Regions from separate parts of the Mus musculus genome. Here region 1 is linked to region 2. A link is a contact called in ENCODE Hi-C or POLR2A ChIA-PET data. All regions are on one chromosome and are shown on one strand. Each heading gives the region's core, a stretch centred on a gene start or an enhancer-like site at or near the end of the contact. The rest is flanking DNA. Distances are from core to core; before and after follow the strand shown. Region 1 holds the start of Adprhl1 (ADP-ribosylhydrolase like 1). Region 2 has its middle 8.1 kb from the start of 2810030D12Rik.

Region 1 (4,008 bases), core at 1,109-3,608, 45 kb before region 2:
GTCAAGGGACAACCGGGACATCTTTGAGAGCGTACGTAACCAAACTGACTTAGTGAAAACCTGGAAAACAACTTCCTTCCAGGCTTTGTGGGTTCCTGACTTGTAGTTAACTTCTGTTCAGAGAAGTTTATAGATACAAAGAACTAAATCTTGAAGGTCTGCAATACATTCTTATTTCTAAGATTTAACATTCTTCAGGGAAAGGAGCAGTGATATGATTGAGCAGGTGAAGGCATGTGCTGCCCAGCCTGAGTTCAGTCCCTGCGAGCCACGTGGTGGAGGGGAGAAGTGACTTCTCCAGTTGTCCTCTGACCTCCACACATGTGCCATGAAATGCATGTACTCCCCACACACATGTACTCACACAGTAAAACAAATAGGCAAACAAGCATAAATAAGTTAAGTTCTATGGGATTGTCAATAGGCTGTGACATACCAGTAATTGATAAAGGCTTTTTAAACAATTGTGCTTTCTGTTCTCTTATTTACACTTGAATTGTGCATGTTACAGAAATGCTGAAAACTTCAGACATAGTAAATAAAATATTTTCCCTGGTGTTGTGATGTCCTTTATTCTTGGTTGCACAAATACCTACCTGTGCACATCAAGGTCCTGGGCTTTGTCTTGGAGCAACAGAAAGAGCCTCTGTAGTGACAGCAAGCAAGCCCTTGCCACATTGCATCCTCACCAGGTAAGTAGCATGTTGGAGACAGACAGACAGCTCCATCCCTCCAGGTCGCTTTCTCTGCCCAATATGCTGGAATGTGGGGGCCGTCTATCAGAATATGCTACTACAGCTAAGATTATATCTAGAACATATTTACCCAACACCACAGGTTTAGGAGATGCATGTAATCTGTTCCACTTCCCAGAGGAGACAGCATACTCCTTGTCTAAGTGACGTAGGTGCTGAGTTGTGGTAGTTTAAATGTTCAGTGCAGTTCATACTTGATGCTCTGTGGGCGCAGAAGTCAACTTCCCAGCTTCTTTTGCTGTGCCTAGCATCCTGTAACAGAAGGGGCTCTGTGAATGTCAGGTAGACAGACTAGTGAGGCAGCCTTATCTTGTGTGTGATTTTGACCGAATAGTGTAGAAGTGGTTTCCAAACATCCACAACAAAGCCTCTCCCAAGAGTCCTTGGACCTCACTCCTTGAGCCAGGTCACACTTGTCCATAAGTTGGTACACCGTAAGTGGGAGCTGGCTCCTGCTGGCTTCTGCTGTTTGTCTGTCTGGATGGGAGCTATGTACCTTCTGGATTTGTGGGACTGCTTCAGACTGAGAGTTGGGCCAGCAGGAAGGGCGTCTTGTTACACACTAAAGTTCTTTCCAATTGTATTCTAAGTCCAAGTGATGCACTGCCAATTCTGGGTGACAGATTTACGTCACAAGAGGGCCAGCAATGTCTGAGGCTGCAAGGTTTGTGCTTGAGACAGGGTATAGGGAGGTGGTTGACCTAGGTCATTTCAAACCAAGAAGCCTGGCTTTATAAAGTGCACCTATCCATCCTCATTATTTAATAATTCCATGAGCAGGCAGTGATGTTTACAACAAGTGAAGTTTGTTTGTATAGACACGCATCACTAAAGGTTAGCACTGGAGCCCCTTACTGGACACTAAGTTGTGAGAGAACACTTTTTCACAGGAGCTGGGAGTTCTCGTTCTTGTAAGGTTTTCTCTCATGTCATGGTTTTAATGGAACTGAGGATCAGACCAAGGGCCTTGTATACATTAGGTAACATTGCTCTGTCGGGTCTACTGCAGCCCACAGCCCTCAATTTTATAATAAGGGATGGGTTTTGTTTGTTTTTTGTTGTTGGTTTTTTTTTTGTTTTGTTTTTTTTGTTTTGTTTTTGAGGCAGGGTTCCTCTGTGTAGCCCTGGCTGTCCTGGAACTCACTCTGTAGACCTGGTTGGCCTCAAACTCAGGGATCCACCTGCCCCTGCCTCCTGAATGCTGAATGCTGAAACTAGAGGCGTGTATCACCACTGCCCAGCCAGAAAAGTTTTCTAAAAGCATAAAACTACAATGGGTGGGCCTCAGTTTTATGCTGAGTGAAAGAGGGCAGACAAGAAGGGGCAAAAGGAGTGTGTCTGTCTGAAGGTAGGGCAGAGCAGATGGTCAAGGAACCGGGATGGAGCAGTATGTTCTCATTGTGGTATGTCGCTCTGCCAGCAGGGGGCACAACTCACCAAGGTGCTGACAGAGTAGCACAGCTCACGGGCTCTGAGCTGGGCTGAGCTGGCTGGGTGTACACTGGTGCCAGCAGACTCCTTTGCTGGAGAGCCAGCGTGTCCCAAACAGCTCCCACGTGGTGAGCTCTGAGCCTTTATCTCATTGGTGCCACCTGCCAAGGCAGGGAAGGAACGCCTGGTCATTTGGAGAGTGCTGGATGGTGATACAATGACCAGTATAAATGTCAGCGGGGCTGGCTAAGGGTGGCCAGGAGAGGACAAAGGCAACCGCAGGGTAAGAGGGGTCACCTTCCAAGATGGAGAAGTTCAAGGCTGCAATGCTGTTGGGGAGTGTTGGAGATGCCCTCGGCTATGGAAACATCTGCAGGGAGAACAGCGTTTTAGGCTCAATCCAGGAGGAGCTGCAAAAGACAGGGGGGCTGGACAGCCTTGTGCTCTCACCTGGGAGGTGGCCAGTGAGCGACAACACCATCATGCACATGGCGACTGCTGAAGCCCTGACCACAGGTAGGACTGACTGGCGTATTCGTGGCTCCAAGTGTGCTGGGGTAGAAAGACAGGCCACCTGGGTTGATAGCAAACCAGTACCAAGAACCCTGAAGGTGGTGTCTTAGAGCCCTGTGTTACCTGACACTGTTGCTGAAGGCAGGGATTTAATATTCCCCCAAGACCTGGAGCCTGAGAGGCAGCGGGCAGGTCATGTTTCTCCTGAGTGTCTTTAGGGGACAGCAGCCCTTGGCAGATAATTAAGCTCCTGGTTCTGAACAGTGTTCGCTTGTCTCTGTGTTAGGTGAGCAACCCTCTAGGAGCTGCTCTGCAGGGCGGGGCAGGGGTGGGGGAGACAAAGCACAGACAGACATAGGTGCACTGCAGAGGCTGAGCATCTTATTCTAAGTCTATAAAGAAGAGCTTGAAATGTGGGCCCACTGAGATAACATTGTTTGGGGGTGGCATCTCCGATCCAAATAATTAAGGTTGAGCTGTCTGTCCGAGCGATCCAGTTTGGGCGTAATTTATGAGTAAATTGTCTAAGGAAGAGTTTTGGACATGGAAGAACAAAGCTTGTTTCCTAAGGAGCTAAAATCAACAAAATGTTACCTGGATTTCAGAGACGCGCCCATATACAAGCGCCGTGTGTCTTTTCTCGACACAGTGTGATGGTAATACCCTGCAGGTCTGGCATGCCATCGTTGCAAAACTGAGGCCTGAGGCCAGCAGTTGAGCCAACAGACCCCACATACGCATTCCCTGCTCTGTCCGTCTGTCGTGAGCACGCCCAGCTTAGTTCTGTGGTCACTGTATAGGAATGCCACCAATGCCGTGTCTCTAAATAGAGCAGACACACATTGATAAGATATGGTGTCACAGCTTGTTGAAAATGGTGAAGCATCTTTCTGAGTGTACCTCATGATGAAACGCAGGTATTTATGGATTCTGTGGTCATTGTATAGGAATATCATCAACTTGCCCCTGAATAACGAGGCAGAAGAAAGCACACTGCTGAGGTGCTTTCACCACACTACGGGGATCGAGATGCTTCGAAAGTATTATGAATTCCAAATCTTTATTTCCTCTCATATTTTGGGGGCATACTTATCTGCTTTTATGGTCGATAGTACAGCTCAGAGCACACCACAGCTCACAACCTCTGGAGAACAGGACTTAAAACTACAGTCAGAAGCCGGGCGTGGTGGCGCACGCCTTTAATCCCAGCACTTGGGAGGCAGAGGCAGGCAGATTTCTGAGTTCAAGGCTAGCCTGGTCTACAGAGTGAGTTCCAGGACAGCCAGGGCTACAGAGAGACCCTGTCTCG
Region 2 (3,922 bases), core at 822-3,321:
TACACTCCCATCACCCTTGATGACAGAAGATGAAGGAAATAAAAAAACACAGAGGAAAGTGAGCAGGGTTCTATCAGGTGAGGCATCTGGATGGACAGACAGCACACAGGAGTGGCAGTGCCTGTGCAGAGCAGGAAGCCGAGCTGTGCTGTGGGAAGAAGGGGATGGTGGGGATGGATGCGCAGCTATTGAGCCAGTCTTTAGTCCACACTCAGGACGATCCCAAAGCTGTTGTTTGTACTCTGCCAGCTTTAAGAGGGTATGGGCTGGGAAGATGGATCAGCCGCTAAAGGACTGCTCAGTCAACCGGGCTGGAGGTGGAATCCCAGCACCCATGTGGAGTGGCTCATAGCTCAAGCTCTGGGGTGTATCTAAAGTCAGCTATAGTGTACGCATATAAATAATAATAAATAAATAAATAATATTTAAATAACCAGTACCCCGGAGCTCTTAACTCTAGCTGCATATGTATCAAAAGATGGCCTAGTCGGCCATCACTGGAAAGAGAGGCCCATTGGACACGCAAACTTTATATGCCCCACTACAGGGGAACGCCAGGGCCAAAAAGAGGGAGTGGGTGGGTAGGGGAGTGGGGGTGGGTGGGTATGGGGGACTTTTGGTATAGCATTGGAAATGTAAATGAGCTAAATACCTAATAAAAAATGGAAAAAAATAATATTTAAAAATTAATAAAAATAAAAACAAACAAACAAACAAAACACAGTGCAGCCCTGACATTGGTGGACAGGATTCAGTAGGGGTGGGAGAGGCTGGGAGCCAACACTGTCTTTTGCCTATGCTTTCAGACAGCTGTAAGTAAGGCTTTGGCTTAAGGAGTGGCAGGGGTGGAACTGGCTGTTGATAAATGTCAACAGCTTCTAAAAATAAACAGGCCAGAGTCCCAGTGCTCAGAACTTGTGAGGTTAGTCCCCACTGGAGTGCAGGCCACCCTTTATGGGCATCTGAGCTTCTTGCTTTGACCTTACATCAAGAACAAGAACCCTAATTAAGTCAGCTTCATTCAGGGTTAGTCCCTGGCTTCCCAGTGCCACCTCCAGTCTACGCCACAAAGACACCAGGCTGCTACTTGACAAATGGCCAAGCTGCCCGCTGTGCTTGACGTGTGTGTTTACGACACACCAGTCCCCAAGATTATGTACCAGATGCTAATGCACAGGGAGGGCATGGCTTGCTATAGGTGCATGCTTGTAATCCCAGCATCCAAGAGTCTGAAGCCGGAGAATCACCAGAAGTGTGAAACCAGCCAGGGCTATGTAGTCTGACTATCTGAGTTCAATACCTGAACCCCACACTGTGGAAGAGATTGTTGGATAAGAGAACTGTCTCCAGGGAGCTGCCCTCTGACTTCCACATGTGTGTGTGCAAGAACATGCATGTGCACCTGTGCATGTATATGTGCACACAGGCACACAATAAATAATAACACAAATGAATGTAAAACAAAGAAATAAACCCAAATCAGGGAGATGGGCAGGAGCAGGGGGAGAGGTTGGTCAACCAAAAGCAAGCATGTTTGAAAAATGTCACGAGGGCACCTGTTACTTTCTATGCAAATCAAAAATATTAAATTAAACTTAAGCTAGATTGAGAAAGAAGGGCAGGCGTGCAGCTGGCAAGCTGACGGATGCTCTCCAGGCTGCTCTGGCCAGCTGACAGGGGAGAGGCAGGGAGAGTCGCATTCTCCATGGGGGAGGAGCCTCTTGGCACAGATGTTCCCTGTGGGGAGGAGCAGGTGACTTCTTCAAGGAACAGGGTGAGGCTGACAATTCTGCATTTTCCGGAGGCCTGACACCACCCAGGATTCCGTTAAACCCACCAAGACATAGACCCAACCCTGGAAGCTGGACCAAGCCTTTCTCAGTGTCTCATTTCCAAGGCTGATAAATACTGCAACCTATTAGTTTTCATATTTAGGTATCTCAGAAGTAGCATTTCCTTACAGGGACCACAGTCTCCAAATGTGCTTAGTCACTGTTCTGCAGCAGGGCAAGAAAGCCAGAGGCACTGTTGTCCCTAGATGGTCCCACTGTTCCTGTGTCTAAACAGACACTGCCAAGGCTGGCTGCTCACACCCAGAAGGTGGCAGTCAAAGCCTGTACCCTGCTCCTTCAATTCTCTCTCTCTCTCTCTCTCTCTGAATTATTTATTTTATGTACATGAGTATACTGTAGCTATTTTCAAACACACCAGAACCAGAAGAAGGCATCAGATCCCATTATAGATGGTTGTGAGCCACCATGTGGTTGCTGGGAATTGAACTCAGGACCTCTGAAAGAGCAGTTGGTGCTCTTAACCACTGAGCCAGCCCCTCCTCTTCTTCAAGATATAGTCTCACTAGGTGGCCCAGGTTGGCCATGAACTCCTATATAGCCCAGGCTGGCCTCAAATTCATAATCCTTCTGCCTCAGCATCCCTAGTCCAGGCATGACTAGCTATACCTGATCTATACGTGATCTAGTCATGAGCCGCCATGACTAGCTATACTGGTCTATTTTAACATTTTATTATCACTGTGTGTGCACATGTGTGTGCTCGTGTGAGTGTGGGTGTATGAGTGCCACACTGTGTGTGTGAAGGTCAGAGGACCACTTTCAAGAGTCGATTCTCTTCTTCCACTGGTTTTGGGGCAGGGTTTCCCTTCTTGTTTCTGGCATGTAGTGTGCTCCAGGTAAGCTGGCCCAAGAGCTTCTGTCTCCATCTTTCGTCTTGACATAGAGCTGCTGGGGTTACAGATGTCAGCCATTGTATCTGGCTTATTTACACGGGCTCTGGGGATGGGGCTCAGGCCATGAGGTTATGTGAACATTTGGTTTTTTAACCTCCTGAGCCTACTTGCTGGCTCTGTTTTAATTTTTATTATTTCTCTTTATTTTGAGACAGGACCTCATGTCTCAAACCCAGGCTGGCCTCAAACTCCTATCAAATCAAAACCATAACACTTTCTCTCTCTCTCTCCCTCTCTCAGAGAAGATAAGAGACGTTTATTTTGGAGATAAATGTGAGTGACCATGGCCGTGACCATGGAACCCAGAGAGAGTTAGTTTCCCCTAAATTCTGGGTTAACAGTGTGGAAGCAGTTTTACGAAGTTTCTCTAGTAATGGAATAAAGTCATAAATAAATAAAAATGAATCAAGGTGCTTTTCAAATACATTGTTGGGAGCATCAGAGAGGCTGGCTACAGGAAAACAGAGAACCCTGTTGTAGGCCTCACGTACTGATGGTACCTTCGGGTTTGGGCTGGTGGAAGCGAGTGAATATTTTCCAAAGGGAACCTGGTTCTCTATGCATTCCAGGTGCTCCACCTCTGTCACATAGCTTCGAGGACTGTCAGGAGAGATTAAAGATGGCCTGAGATAAGTTGGCTCTGAACTTGCAACATTCCAACCTCTCCACATTGGTTGATCAGTCTCCTCGCAGAAGGTTCAACTTGAAAAAGCAACTCCTTTCTGGGAAATTTCGTGCATATTCCCCAAGAACTGTCAAAACCTAATTGAGATAGGCATACATTTACATGAAATGTAGAAGTCAAAAAGAAAAAAGAAACAATATCATCTCGTTATCCTGAAGCCATGGGAGGAGAGGCAGGGTGTGTGGTGGGAATATCTGGATGACAGTCCTTCCACAGGACTGCTAGGGAAATGTGCTTTTCCTTTGGCTTTCCATGACAGGGCTGTGTTCTGTCTGGTCATGCTGTCCAGAGGTGGAGAACCACAGTGACCCAAACTCTGAACCAGAGAGGTCTTCTGTCCCCCAGGGAATTGTCAATAGGTTGTCTGCCTAGCTTTTTCTTTTCCTACTCCTCTCCCCACCCCTGCCTCCTTCCCCTCCCCCTCTCCCCTCCCCTCCCCCTCTTCTCTCTCCTTCCTTCTTCCTCCTCCTTCCCCCTTCCACTCCTCTTCT

Evidence for each region. Hi-C counts contacts between places; a loop is a spot of excess contacts on that map. ChIA-PET counts read pairs that join two places held with the same protein, here RNA polymerase II (POLR2A).
Region 1: a loop to region 2 is called in a map of heart, with 2.6 times the contacts of the local background. The contact joins the promoter of Adprhl1 here to the enhancer-like site in region 2. A Hi-C loop is called at or near these places in 6 of 37 maps with a recorded cell type or tissue (gastrocnemius, heart and v-Abl transformed pro-B cells). POLR2A ChIA-PET finds 5 or more read pairs at or near these places in 1 of 5 experiments (embryonic stem cell).

What each region holds. Positions count from the first base shown.
Region 1 is chr8:13,252,512-13,256,519 of GRCm38, reverse strand. Adprhl1 (ADP-ribosylhydrolase like 1) reads left to right here and starts at 2,358. Exons shown (of 7, transcript NM_172750.4): 1 at 2,358-2,702. The coding sequence starts at 2,492. It overlaps Dcun1d2 (DCN1, defective in cullin neddylation 1, domain containing 2 (S. cerevisiae)), which reads left to right. Exons shown (of 7, transcript NM_001024504.2): 7 at 1-557.
Region 2 is chr8:13,206,950-13,210,871 of GRCm38, reverse strand. No RefSeq gene overlaps it. Among named protein-coding and RNA genes, the nearest start is that of 2810030D12Rik, 8.1 kb to the right of the region's middle. Within about 2 kb of position 2,071, at least 1 of the 3 ENCODE cell types and tissues checked has a DNase peak (open chromatin) inside an H3K27ac peak, as active enhancers do; it is heart, where a contact is called at or near this core.